Linked DNA regions of Homo sapiens: region 2 is linked to region 1. A link is a contact called in ENCODE Hi-C data. All regions are on one chromosome and are shown on one strand. The core of a region is the stretch at or near the end of the contact, and the rest is flanking DNA. Distances in the headings are between cores, read along the strand shown. Region 1 holds the start of PRXL2B (peroxiredoxin like 2B). Region 2 holds the start of LRRC47 (leucine rich repeat containing 47).

The links. Hi-C counts contacts between places; a loop is a spot of excess contacts on that map. Pooled maps may share reads with other maps.
Region 2: a pooled map shows a loop between it and region 1 (9-fold over the local background). The contact joins the promoter of LRRC47 here to the promoter of PRXL2B in region 1. A Hi-C loop is called at or near these places in 2 of 37 single-sample maps with no recorded cell type and 7 of 50 pooled maps.

What each region holds. Positions count from the first base shown.
Region 1 is chr1:2,581,720-2,588,851 of GRCh38, reverse strand. PRXL2B (peroxiredoxin like 2B) reads right to left here and starts at 2,075. Exons shown (of 7, transcript NM_152371.5): 1 at 1,904-2,075; 2 at 1,557-1,761; 3 at 1,060-1,111; 4 at 399-462; 5 at 227-302. The coding sequence starts at 1,966. LOC100996583 (a long non-coding RNA gene) reads right to left here. Exons shown (of 4, transcript NR_121638.1): 3 at 5,357-5,482; 4 at 4,318-4,727. RefSeq lists an enhancer at 635-1,267.
Region 2 is chr1:3,792,359-3,799,490 of GRCh38, reverse strand. It overlaps LRRC47 (leucine rich repeat containing 47), which reads left to right and starts at 2,993. Exons shown (of 7, transcript NM_020710.3): 1 at 2,993-3,629. The coding sequence starts at 3,015. RefSeq lists enhancers at 2,812-3,106, 5,447-6,125 and a silencer at 3,222-3,431.

The DNA of each region.
Region 1 (7,132 bases), core at 826-3,325:
GGGAGGGTAGGGCAGCCCTGGCCAGCCATATCCCCCACCCGGCTACCCAGATGAGTGAGCTGTTCTGCCACAGCCCCACTCAGCCCAGCAGACACGCAGAACCAGGCCACATTGCGGCGGAGGGGCTGTGATGAGACTGACAAGCCAGAGAGAGGGCCTGGGCTGGGCCACCAAGTTCAGCAAGGCCCTCCTTGAGGCAGTGGCCGAGGCCCCTCCCTCGACCCACCTTTGCTGACCACCAGCAGCCCTCCGCTCTGCAGCAGGTCCCCAGACAAGTTCCCCTGGATGCCAACAGCCTTGGCCTGTCAGGAGTGGGTACAGCCTGAGTCAATCCTAGAAGAAAGGCTCCTGGGAGCTCCCACCACCCCCCGGCCTGTACACCCTTGACCCGCACACACCTTGGCAGCCACATCACGCACGGGCTTCCCCAGAGCTGCTGGGAGGATGCTCAGGCTGTTGTACCTGCGAAGACACCAGGTCGCTTGGCCAAACTCCGGAGAAGCCTGGGTCCAGAGCCTGCTCCAGTGTCCATGAGACCAGTTCCTAGGTCAGGCCCCACCCCACCCACCCGCCTCACCAGGGCTCAGAGATGGCACAGGCGACCAGATCAGTAGCCAGCCCAGCCCACCGGCAGGTTGGACACCGAGCCCAGTGGCTGCTAGCCGAGGGTCCACAGAGGGTGCAGGGAGCATGGATGGGGCCCCAGGCTGGGTGTGCCCAGGGATCTGGCTCAGCTGGCAACTGCCAAGCAAAGGAAGCAGCCTGTGGCACAGACACCAGAAAGCTAGGATGGCCCCTGATGGGCCACGAGGCTCCACCCCACGAGGTGGTCTGGACACCGAGAGTAAGCCCCGGACGAGGTGGCTCATTACAGTCACCCAGCACCCAAGAGAAGGCCTGGCAGAAGGGCTGGTCAACAGTGCCACCAGAGCCGCCTTGCCCAGGAAGGCCCGAGTGGACAGCACCACAGAGGGCAGCAGGGAGAGGAGGTGGCAGGGAGCGGTGGGAACCCCTGGGCCCCCCACCCCACGCTACCCAAGGGTTCCCGCCCCCACTCACCGCTTGAAGCCTAGCTCCTTGTAAAGCTGCTTGCTCTCATCCAGGTAGAGCTCTGGAAAGCGGAAGCCACATGTGTGTGCCCCAGGCGCAGAACCAGCCCCCAACCCACTCACCACAAAGAATCGCCCTCCTCCTTCCGACCCTCTGTTCCTCTGCCCACCCTCCGTGCTCAGCCCACCCCCGCAGGGCAGGGAGGGGTAAAACGGGGCTGAGTGTCCCCCCTCCCCTCAGAAGAGGGGCTGAGTCCCAGAGGCAACAGGTGGAGCCGGCGGGGCAGAGCTCGTCCAGACTCTGCTGCTGGGCCCAGGTCTGTGCAGGGCACCACCCAGCCACCAGCTGCGGGGCGGGGAGGCAGGGAGAGATGAGGGACGCTGACCCGTGGGCATATCAAGGCCGCTCCAGCAGACAGAAGGGCCGGGGTTGGGCAGGAAAGGGCCCCGAACGCCCTGAGCTTAGGGAAGGGTATGTGCGCCGCCGCGGCGGGGAACAGGACGCACCTCCCGCGAAGTAGTCGCCGTCCAGGAACTCCTGCAGACCCAGGGCCTCGGGCCCTACGCCCACCAGGCGCACGCCGTGTTGGTCCAGGAGCCCAGCAAGGCTGCTGAGGTCCTGGGCGATCCAGCGGCACACCACGCACCCGAAGCGCCGCAGCCCGGCCACCACGCACGCGTGCTCCCGCCACAGGCTCCGCAGCTCCACGGCCTGCCGGGCGGCTGGGTCATGGGCGCGCCCCGTTGCCCCCAGCCCCGCCCAGGCCCCGCGGCCCCCACCACCCCATCGCTGCCAGGACGCCCGGGCAAGGAGCCAGGGACGCGCCCACCGCCCTGCGTCCACCCGGCCTCACCTCCCCGGTCACCGCATGCTTCAGGATGCACGCGCCCACGCGAGCAAGGTCCACCGTGCTCATGGCGGCCGCTGCCAGCCCTGGTTCCCGGCTCCCCGACTCCCTGTTCCCCGCTCCCGGCTCCTCGCTCCTGGATCCCCGCTCCCGGCTCATAGATCCAGCCCCAAGCCCCGCCCCGAGATGCCCCGGTCCCGCCTTTCTTGCTGCCGCCGAGGCCCCGCCCCTTCGGGCTCGTCTCCGCCCCGGGCCCGCCCCCAAGATGGCCGCAGCGCGCCCCGGCCACGCCCCCGACCGCACCCCGAGCCCTGCTCCGCCCCCTCGGATTCGCCCCTAGTCCCGCCTTGTTTCCCCTCCTACTCCAGGCCAAGCCTCGAGATCGCGGCGCCAAATCCTGGGTCCGCCTGCTTCGGTCCCTCCCGCCTCCTCAATCCGGGCCTTGCGGGACAGTTGCTGTCCCGCGTCCTGGTCCCGCCCCTAGCCCCGCCTCTCCGTTGGGCCGCCGACTTGGACCCCGTCGGCCATTGGCGCAGCAGGCGGAGCTGGGCGGTGCGGCCCTCGGTGCGCGGTGCGCCTGTGCGGAATGCGGCGGGAGGCGGGCAGCCGGCTCGGGGTCGTCCCGGGGGGCGCCGGGGAGCGGCTGGGTACGGTGGGCCCAGGGGTGGTCCAGGGAGCGGCGGGGGTCTCCCTGCGGCCTCGCGCGAGACTGGGCTGGACTCAGGGTTGAGGGGAGAGGGTGAGCGCAGGGGTCGCGGGCATAGGGGACCGCGGGCCGGGGTCTCCCGCGGGGCGGGGGTCCCAGCAGTGGGGGGCGGGGGGGTGCGAGGGCTTAGCCTTTCCACGTGGCCTGGTTTTCGCTTGAAAATCCCCGCAAATGCGGCAGCATCTCAATTATACATGGACGCGATGTCTTTAATCATGAAATACTGTTCATGTCGTGCCGGTTGCATATCAGCTTTTAACCCGCCAAACCTTGGGGCGAAATAGACCCCGGGGAGATAAGCACAGCTCCCAGAAGTGCACTGCGGGTCAGGTGCCTGGCAGATGCGTCCTGTTCCTCCCCCACTGCAGCCCTGTGATAGCTTTTGTCACCGAGTTGGGGTGAGGGCCGGGTCACAGCTTCACCCGGCCTGGGCTCCCACCTGAGCGGGCCCGGCCTGGCAGAGTCTGTGCTGCTGGCACGGGTCCTCACTCCCCAGGCCCCAGGACAGCTCCAGGGGCCTGGGCGGGCTGGAGAAGGAAGGGGGAGCCCCCACACTGTATTCCAAATAAAGAGAGGCCCCGGGGGGGTGCTGCTGCTTCGCCTGTGCCCTCGCCCTGGGGTGGTGAAGGTCCAGACTGCGAAACGGAAGTCGTCACTATGTCAGAAAGGGCAAAAAGCAAAACAAGGAAGGGGAAGCACTAGGAGGGAGGAGCTGTGGCAGCTCCAGAGCCCAGGAGTGCAGCCCCCAGAGACCAGGGCTACCCCTCTACCGTCTCGGGCTGTGCAGGAGGGGCCCTCTACCCTCTGGAGTTGTGCAGGAGGGGGCCCCTCTACCATCTGGGGCTGGGCAGGAAGGGCCCCCCCCCACCGTCTCAGGCTGTGCAGGAGGGGGCCCCTCTACTGTCTCGGGCTGTGCAGGAGGGGGCCCCTCTATCTTCTGGGGCTGTGCAGGAGGGGGCCCCTCCACTGTCTCAGGCTGTGCAGGAGAGGGCCCCTCTGCCGTCTGGGGCTGTGCAAGCAGTGAGCAAGCTGCCGCCTCCTTGGGAGCTGGGATCCCAGACGGGATTCAGCCATTTTCAGAGACGTTCCCAGAAACGAGAATGCGAGATCAATTCCTCGCCTGGCATCTCCCACCAACGCCATCGCTGCAGGAGCCTCACTGGAAGCCAACGGGCAGAGGAGAGTGGGAAAGGAGCTTGCAGCCTCCCAGCTCCAGTGATGCAGAGCAGAAGGTGGCTGGGAGGCTGAGAAGCCATAAGAAAATAGCAGGGCCAGCCCATGTGGCCGCTCAGATACATGCTATGTGTGTGTTTGCATATGTAGGGGCTGAAAAACTCCACCTCCATCCTTTTGAGGTCCTGGCTGGGCCCAAGAGTTAAATCAAGATAAGACAGATCATCATGCCAGTGTATTTGATTAAAGTTGGATGTGGCTCAGGAGCCCTCCTAAGGAAGTGAAGACCCAGTGAAGCAGACTCAGTCGTGTGCTGAGTTGGACAGAGAACAGTGAGGTTTGAGGAAGCAGCTAGATGATGTGGGGGGCTGAAAAGGTGAGAGGCATTTTATCAGGGACTGTACAGCATTTGCTGGGTCTCAGCTTCTCATCCTTGAGGATCAGAGCTTTCTAGTGTAGGGAGAGCATCTTTCACCTGGGAATTTCATCTTCTGCTTTTAAGAAACACAAGAGAGATCAGAATGATCTTTTTGCACCTGTTATTGTTTTAACTGCCTTTAATTCCTAATAGTGACTATGCCAGAGCAGCCTATTTTGGGGTGGCACCTTCTTAACTCTGCATACTGTACATATCTGGCACACATCATTTAAAGTAAATAGACAGGCTTGCTTACTTTTTACTCAAGTGCAACATAATTCAGAAAAGTGCAGACATGCTCAGTAGACAGCTCCTTCTACACGCCTGTTGACTTTCTTTCATCAATGACATATTGGTCGGCTCTTGCTAGGCTGTGTTGCCAAAACAACTCGCAAGCCTGGGTCGATCACAGCAACCAAGTTTCCCCTCCCACTCAGGTTTCTTGTCGGCCACGGGTGGCTCAGCTTCTGATGCCTCCTTCGTTCTGGGGTCCAGGCTGAGCAAGCTGTGGCTCTCTGGAACATGCCGTTCTCCTGACAAGGGAGGACATGGAGGAGAGATGGAGAAACCATGCCACACTCTCCCAGCGGCCATGCACAGCTGGGATGTGTCGCTTGCACTCCCATGTCACTGGCCAGAGCAAGTCACATGGCCAAGGAGGGGCAGGGAAGAGCACTTCCTCCTCCAGGTGGTGCCAGCTCTGGGACTGGGTTTTAGCTTTCCTTACAAAGGAAGAGCTGGCCCGTTACCGCAGCAGGGATGCTGACAGAAGACGTGAAACTCCGGGGTCAGAGACAAAGGACTTTTTCATTCATGGCGTGGCAGGCAGGTGCTCACCTGTGTGTTTGGTCTTATCCCCTTGCCCCCAAATTCCACGGGTGCCATGTGGGTAGGCCTGGGTGGGCACTGCACAGTCAGTAGGTTTGCGTGGCCACTGAGGAGCCCTGCACTGGGGGAGTCAGCTGTTTCTGCAGCAAGCAGTGAGCAAGCTGCTCTTTGTCCCTAGAGGACTCTCAGGGCAAACCACCCTGAGAAATGGGGGAGGGTACTCAGGGCCTGCATTCCTGGCACACCCTGTGAGAGGTGGGGGGCACGAGACACTCGTGGAGGACTGCCCTCTTAACAGGAGAAGCTGCCAGTACCAGAGGCCAAAGAGACTTACCCAGAGATTTCACCGGCATCCCTGGGCTGCCTGGTGCCACATATGTGAAAACAGTCATTTCATGTAAGCTTGTCCACTCAGTAGCATGAAGGTGGGAGGGTGTCTTAGTCATAGATGGGGTGGCTTCTAAAGAACAGAAATTGATTTCTCACATTTCTGGAGGCTGGAGGTCCAAGATCAAAGCGCCGGCATATTCAAGGTCTGGCGAGGACCCCTTCCTGGTTCCTAGATCACTTCTTCATGCTGTGTCCTCACAGGGTGGAAGGCATGAGGGGGCTCTGGGGGGCCTCCTTTTTAAAGGCACTAACTTTGGCCGGGTGTTTTGGCTCACGTCTGTAATCCCAGCACTTTGGGAGGCCGAGGTGGGCGGATCACCTGTAGTCAGGAGTTCGAGACCAGCCTGGCTAACATGGTGAAACCTTATCTCTACTAAAGATACAAAAATTAGCTGGACGTGGTGGAGCATGCCTGTAATCCCAGCTACCCGGGAGGCTGAGGCAGGAGAATCACTTGAACTTGGGAGGCAGAGGTTGCAATGAGCCAAGATCATGCCACTGCCTCCCAGCCTAGGCGACAGAGTGAGACTTCGTCTCAAAATAAAATAAAATACATAAATAAAAGCACTAACCCATTCCCGAGGGCTCCACCCTCACTACCCACCTAAGCACATGCCGAAGCCCCACCTCATAATGTCATCACATTAGGGATTCGGTTTCAGCATATGAACTGGGGGAGGGGGCACAAATGGGGGAAACTGGCTCCACTGTGTGAAAATTGTCAATACTAAGGCAGAGTCACTTATGTCAGGACCCAAGCAAAACGGAGCTGGGAGGCCTCAACGGAAGGTCCCTCATGCTCGGGTGCCTATGATGAGAACTGTTACAGGGACTCCGACAGCACACAACATTCCAGATCAGCTGCTCCTATGAAGACATCTCCCCCGCAACAATCATGTTACCCATGAGTAATCACCAACCCTGCAATAAGCTCCTGTACCCAGGGAGGTTTATTCCAAAACAATCTGTGTAGACTTCCTCTTCCCACCCCTAAAAGAAAGATACACCTACGGTCCCCCTCAGCATGCATATCCCAGATTGCAATCCCCTGCCATCCCCCAGTAAACTTTATTTGGGAGAGCCAGTCTCTCTGTTGTTTATTTTACATTGACAAGTTGCAGCATCGTGGCCAGCAGCAGAAGTCCTACTAGGCTTCTTGAGTCTGTGGGTTGGTATCTTTAATCAGTTTGGGAATTCTTTTATTTTATTTGTTTGTTTGTTTGTTTTGAGATGCAGTTTTGCTCTTGTTGCCCAGGCTGGAGTGCAACGGCTCGATCTCAGCTCGCTGCAACCTCTGCCTCTTGGGTTCAAGCGATTCTCCTGCCTCAGCCTCTGGAGTAGCTGAGATTACGGGTGCCCACCACCCATGCCCAGCTAACTTTTGTATTTTAGTAGAGACAAGGTTTCACCATGTTGGTCAGGCTGGTCTTGAACTCCTGACTTCAGGTGATCCACCCGCCATGGCCTTCCAAAGTGCTGAGATTACAGGCGTGAGCCAGCGTGCCCGGCTGGGAATTCTTTTTTTTTTAACACTATCTTATGATGTCTCATTCTTTCCTTCCTTCCTTCCTCTTATTCTGGGAAGCCCCATACGCATATATTAGATCTTTTAACTAATGCGTCTTGTTGAGTCGGAGTCACATAAGTCTCCTGTTCTCTGTTGTGCTTTTCTTTCCCACGGGTATTTCAGTGGCTGTTTGCACCGTTTCTGTTGCCCTGT
Region 2 (7,132 bases), core at 1,744-4,243, 1.2 Mb before region 1:
CAACTTCTGCCTCCTGGGTTGAAGCTCCTGCCCTAGCCTCCAAGTAGCTGGGATCACGGGCGCCCACCACCCCACCTGGCTAATTTTTGTATTTTTAGTTAAGACGGGGTTTCACCATGTTGGCCAGGCTGGTCTTGAACTCCTGACCTCAGGTGATCCGCCTGCCTCAGCCTCCCAAAGTGTTGGGATTACAGGAGTGAGCCACCGCGCCCGGCCTGTAAATGGTTTTTGTTTTTTTCTTTGTTTATTTATTTATTATCAGAGTTGATTCTCTCCTGGATCAGGAAAAAGGCCTAGCAAAGCAAGGATACTATCTTCAGAATGTGGATTTCCCCCACAATAGGCAGCCTTGCAGGATTGTTTTAAGATACAGCAAGGAAATATAATTTGGGGTAAAATACTTCAATTTCCTTCAGGGCCTTGATCAGTCACATAATGCTCTACTAGAAACAGGCTAGAATTTGGTATCATTGCTACAAAGAGTCAGCTTTGTCAGTCTTTTATTGTTGTTGTTATTTTGAGATGGAGTCTCGCTCTGTCACCCAGGCTGGAATGCAGTGGTGCAATCTTGGCTCACTGCAACCTCCGCCTCCTAGGTTTAAGCAATTCTCCTGCCTCAGCCTCCCGAGTAGCTTGGATTACAGGCGCCCGCCACCATGCCCAGCTAATTTTTGTATTTTTAGTAGGGATGGGTTTTCACCATGTTGGTCAGGCTGGTCTCAAACTCCTGACCTCAAGTGATCCACCCGCCATGGCCTCTCAAAGTGCTGGGATTACAGCCATGAGCCACCACACCTGGCCTGGCTTTGTCAGTCTTAAAGTCTGTGTTGATATTAATGATGGTCAGGTGGGCCTGAATTCCCAAAGGGAGGAGAATATAATGAGGCATGTCCAACCCCTACCCCTCCACATCCGACCCTTCCCATCATGGCCTGAACTAGTTTTTCAGATTAACTAGGGAATGCCCTTGGCCCAGAGGAGGGGTCCACTCAGATGGTTGGGGGGCTTAGAATTTTATTTTATTTTTATTTATTTATTTTGAGACGGAGTCTCACTCTGTCGCCCAGGCTGGAGTGCAGTGGCGCAATCTCCGCTCACTGCAAGCTCCGCCCTCTGGGTTCTTGCCATTCTCCTGCCTCAGCCTCCCGAGTAGCTGGGACTACAGGCGCCTGCCACCAAGCCCGGCTAATTTTTTTTGTATTTTTAGTAGAGACGGGGTTTCACCGTGTTCACCAGGATGGTCTCGATCTCCTGACCTGGTGATCCGCCCGCCTCGGCCTTCCAAAGTGCTGGGATTACAGGCATGAGCCACCGTGCCCAGCCTCTAGAATTTTATTTTTTGGCCAGGTTTGGTGACTCACACCTGTAATCCTAGCAATTTGGGAGGTTGAGGCAGGTGGATTGCTTGAGTTCATGGGTTTGAGACCAGCCTAGGCAACATGGCAAAACCCCAGCTCTACAAAAAATACAAAAATTAGCCAGGCGTGGTGGCACATGCCTGTGGTACCAGCTACTCAGGGGCTGAGGTGGGAGGATCACTGGAGCCAGGGAAGTTGAGGCTGCAATGAGCCGAGCTGGAACCACTGCACTCCAGCCTGGGTAACAGAGCAAGACTCTGTCTCAATAAATAAATAAATAAATAAATAAGAATTTGGGGGCTGGGTGCGGTGGCTTGTGCCTGTGAGCCCAGCACTTTGGGGGGCTGAGGCGAGCAGATCACCTGAGGTCAGGTGTTCGAGACCAGCCTGGCCAACATGGCGAAAACCGGTTAATATAAAAATTATATTAACACGGTTAATATAAAAATTAACCGGCCACGGTGGCATGCACCTGTAGTTCCAGCGGGAGGCTGAGGCAGGAGAATTGCTTGAACCCAGGAGGCGGAGGTTGCAGTGAACCAAGATAGCATCACTGCACTCCAGCCTGGGTGACAGAGCGAGACTCCGTCTCAAGAAAAAAAAAAGAATTTTGGTTTTGGTTTACACCACTCAAAAGTGCAGGAATTCCAAAACAAGCCGGTCGGGGCACAGTAGAGCACAGACTCTGGCTCCTCCATCCGCCCGCACCCCACCCTGTGAAAGGAAAATAAATCTCAAAACCCCACAATCACTAAGTCAAAGGAAAAAGTCAAGCTGGGAACTGCTTCGGGCAAATCGGCCTCCCGTCTTATTCCTAAATAAGATAGTTACAAATACATATTTTTAAAGCTACACACCTCCCTCACAATTTGCCCACAAAGAAATTCTCTGTGGGCCTCAAGATCTTTACCCTAAAACAGTTCTGTTGAATTTCACCCTGGCAATGCAAATTGATAGCTTCCCTTCACAGGTGCGAGACAAAGGACTGAACTCAAAGCCATCCCTCTGCTCACCTAGACAAATGCATATCTGATCGCTTCCTTTGCTCTACTGTTTACGTAGAAATGAAGATTCAGTAAGCCAGACTAAAGCATAAGCGACTATTCCTCTACCCGCGTCTCACATGCATAATAAATTGTGCAGTCAGCGAAAGGCTGAACAAAGACTCAAAAGAATGCACCCTCCGGTCTCTTCTCTACCTGTGACCTGAAAGCCCTCTCCTGGAATTGTCCAGCCTTTCTGGGCTGAACCAAGGTACACTCGCACGTGTTGATTGATGTCTCACGTCTCCCCAAAATGTACAAAACCAAGCTGCATCCCAACTTCCCTGGGCACCATCGTCACGATCTCCTAGGGTTGTGACACTGGCGTGTCCTTAACCTTGGCAAAATAAACTTTTTACATTTCATTGAGTCCTGTCTCAGATATTTTTGGGTTCATAACCCCCACCCTCACCCCTACCCGCGGAGAGAGCGAGCCGCTCTCCAGCCCCTCCCCGGCTCTACGCAGGAGAGGCCACTCTCCTCTATGGCACGCGCGGCGGCACTCTAGCAGCCAGGTGGCTTCTCTATGGGCTTTTCCGGCACAGGTCGGAAGTGGCGCGCGCTGCCCCGGAAGCACCCTGGTGGGTGGGTGCCTGCCAGCAGCTGAGGCGCCATGGCGGCGGCAGCGGTGTCAGAGTCTTGGCCGGAGCTGGAGCTGGCTGAGCGCGAGCGGCGGCGGGAGCTGCTGCTGACGGGGCCCGGGCTGGAGGAGCGAGTGCGGGCGGCGGGTGGGCAGCTGCCGCCGCGGCTTTTCACCCTGCCGCTGCTGCACTACTTGGAAGTGAGCGGCTGCGGGAGCTTGCGCGCGCCGGGGCCTGGCCTGGCGCAGGGCCTGCCGCAGCTGCACAGCCTCGTGCTGCGGCGCAACGCGCTGGGGCCCGGCCTGAGCCCCGAGCTCGGGCCGCTGCCTGCCCTTCGGGTGCTCGACCTGTCGGGCAACGCGCTGGAGGCGCTGCCGCCGGGCCAAGGCCTGGGCCCCGCCGAGCCGCCGGGCCTTCCGCAGCTGCAGAGCCTCAACCTCAGCGGCAACCGGCTGCGCGAGCTGCCAGCCGACCTGGCGCGCTGCGCCCCGCGCCTGCAGAGCCTCAACCTCACCGGCAATTGCCTAGACTCCTTTCCCGCCGAGCTCTTTCGCCCCGGCGCGCTGCCCCTGCTCAGTGAACTGGCGGCTGCTGACAACTGCCTCCGAGAACTCAGCCCCGACATCGCCCACCTGGCCTCGCTCAAGGTCAGCGGGGGCTGCCCGGGCGGGGCGGGATGGGGCCTTGGAGTAGCCCTGGAGAAGGAACCCCTCTCGGGGCCGAGCAGTTCCTAGTGACGCCCCCTGGGGCACTGGGCCCAGGGAATTCCTACAAGGCTGAAAGGAGCCAGCTGCGGGGGGCATCACCCCTGGGAAGCAGATGCCGCCTTCCAACTCCCCCTTCTCCTGGCCACACCAACATACTAGGTGGCCTCTGAACTCCCCCGCATTCTGTTAACTGGACTTTTACACGTGGTACGCTATTTTGTAATTGTTAGCAAACCTGGCTTCTCCTGTAGATCGAGCGTAGAGACCTGTCTTTTTTGTATCTAGTACTTGTGAAGTGACTTGAGAGTGAGTCTGGTGGTGAAGGGGGCACCCTGGATTTTGCATAATGCCACATGCTGTGATCTTGAAGATTATATTTCACTTCATCCTAATAGCAGCTTTCCAAGGTAGGGGTGGTTATTCCTGTTTTACAGAAAGCCAAAGGGCCTGCCCAAAGTAAGCAGCAGGTAACTTGGGTTTTTCTCCAGACTATATTGTCCAGCGTCTGTTTACTAATTAATCTTGGATCCCCAGGCCCCGCGATAATGCTTGGCCTATAACAGGTGCCCATTGAATCTGTTGCCTAAAAGAAAGTAGGGAAGCCACATGGCAGAACCACGACCTAAACCCAGCCAGATGTTCTCTCCATCTTCTCTTTTGGTTTCATCCTTAAGGCAGTCCTGCATTTCTTCCCCCATTTTTCGTCTTTGAATTTATGCAGACATTTCTTTTTTTTTTTTTTTTTTTTGAGATGTAGTCTGGTCCTGTCACCCAGGCTGGAGTGCAGTGGCGCGATCTCGGCTCACTTCAACCTCCGCCTCCCGGGTTCAAGCGGTTCTTCTGCCTCAGCCTCCTGAGTAGCTGGGCTTACAGGCGCACACCACCACGCCCGGCTAACTTTTGTGTTTTTAGTAGAGACGGGTTTCACTGTGTTGGTCAGGCTGGTCTCGAACTCCTGACCTCATGTGATCCGCCTGTCTCGGCCTTCCAAAGTGCTAGGATTACAGGTGTGAGCCACCGCGCCTGGCCTATGTGGACATTTCTTAATAAAATACGTATACACTTTAGCAGCTTATCTATTTATTTGCTGTAGCAATTCCTCAAGACATTGCAACTCATTTTACAAGTAACATATCTATATAAGGATATATAGACAAACCCTGGCCGGGCGCGGTGGCTCACACCTGTAATCCCAGCACTTTGGGAAGCTGAGGCGGGCAGATCGCTTGAGGTCACACCACCAGCCTGGCCAACATGGTGAAACCCCATCTCTACAAAAATACAAAAATTAGCTGGGCCTGGTGGCGCGTGCCTGTAGTCCCAGCTACTCGGGAGGCTGAGGTGGGAGGATCACTTGAGCCCAGGAAGTGGAGGTTGCAGTGAGCTGTGATACCAGCCTGAACAGAGCGAGACCCTGTGGCAAAAAAAACAAACCCACTGTAGAGTGACACATGGTTACTGATGTAACTGCCCAATGGGTTCATTTTATCCACTACCCGGATAGAGCTGATTTATCAGGGCAGGAGGGTTGCAATAGAGAAAGTTTTACACATGTAGAGCCAGCTAAAGTGGAGACTGGAGTTTTACTGTTATTATTATTGTTGTTTGAGATGGAGTCTCGCTCTGTCTCCCAGGCTGGTGTGCAGTGGTGCAACCTTGGCTCACTGCAAGCTCCGCCTCCCGGGTTCACGCCATTCTCCTGCCTCAGCCTCCCGAGTAGCTGGGACTACAAGCGCCCGCCACAACACCCAGCTAATTTTTCGTATTTTTAGTAGAGATGGAGTTTCACTGTGTTAGCCAGGATGGTCTCGATCTCCTGACCTCATGATCTGCCTGTCTTGGCCTCCAAGGTGCTGAGATTACAGGCATGAGCCACCGCGCCCGGCCGAGTTTTATTACTAAATCAGCTTCCCCAAAAATTTGGAGGCGGGGTTTTTCAAGGATAGTTTGGGGAAAGGGGAGGGTGGCTAGGCAACGGGTGCTTGCTGCTGATTGGTTGAGGTGCAATCATAGGGGTGTGGGAAACGGTCCTGCTTACTGAGTCACTTCTGGCTGGGGCTGCGGGGAGCTCTTTTTGGTTTCAGGTAGAGCCATTGATCAGACATGCAAAAACCCTGAAAAGACACAGCTCAGAAGGCCGGTCTTAGGTTCCACAGTGCTGCTAGTGCTGTTATCTGCAGGAGTCACTGGGGAAGTCGCATATCTTGTGACCTCCAGAAGAATAGCTGGCAGTTGTTTATGTCTACCCCTTAGCAGAATTCAGGTTCCTCCATCCTCCTATCCTCGTGGACCCTCATTAGCTTTACAAAGGCAGTTGAGTTTTACGGAAGGAGTATTATCATTTAAATTACAAATGTCTCCCAAAGTTAGCTTGGCCCAAGCCCAGGAATAATTAAAGGTAGTTTGAAGGGCCAGGCGCGGTGGCTCCTGCCTGTAATCCCAGCAGTTTGGGAGGCTGAGGCAGGCGGATCACCTGAGGTCGGGAGTTCTAAACCAGCCTGACCAACATGGAGAAACCCATCTCTAGCTGGGCATGGTGGCACATGCCTGTAATCCTAGCTACTCAGGAAGCCAAGGCAGGAGAATCGCTTAAACCCGGGAGGCGGAGGTTGCAATGAGCCAAGATGATACCATTGCACTCCAGCCTGGGCAACAAGAGCAAAACTCCATTTAAAAAAAAAAAAAGGTAGTTGGAAGGCCAAAGATGGGGATTGGTTAGATCAGATCTCTTTCACCACCATAATTTTCTCACTGTTACAGTTTTTGCAAAGGTGGTTTCATTGGCATTTCCTGGAAGAGGCGAGTTCACTGGCATTTTCCTTGGTCCTCAGGGCTGTAGGCATCCCTCTAGGACTAAGGTGTGATGTTGGATACAGCATGGTCTACTCCCACCTTCCCACCTGACAGATACTTTTGGTTTTCCAGAGTGTTGATGTACTAGGCATGTATCTTAACATTGTGCCTTACATCATGTAAGTGTCCAGTCAGTTGCAATATTTCTCTTCAAATTCATAGATGTCTTTCAGTATTCAAGTTCTTAAAAGTGTTGTGGGCCAGGCCCACGCTTGTTATCCCAGCACTTTAGGAGGCCAAGGCGGGCGAATCACGAGGTCAAGAGATCGAGACCATCCTGGCCAACATGGTGAAACCCCGTTTCTACTAAAAATACAAAAATTAGCTGGGTGTGGTGGTGCATGCCTGTAGTCCCAGCTACTCGGGAGGCCGAGGCAGGAGAATCGCTTGAACCCGGGAGGCAGAGGTTGCAGTGAACCGAGATTGCACCACTGCACTCCAGCCTGGGTGAGAAAGTGAGACTGCGTCTCAAAAAAAAAAAAAAGTGTGCGTCCAGCTCTCTGTAGCACCTGCCTGGTAAAGCATTCCTCTTTATGGTGCCCAAAACAATGTCATTCAAGTCAAAGAGTGTGTCTTGTTTTCTAAATCCC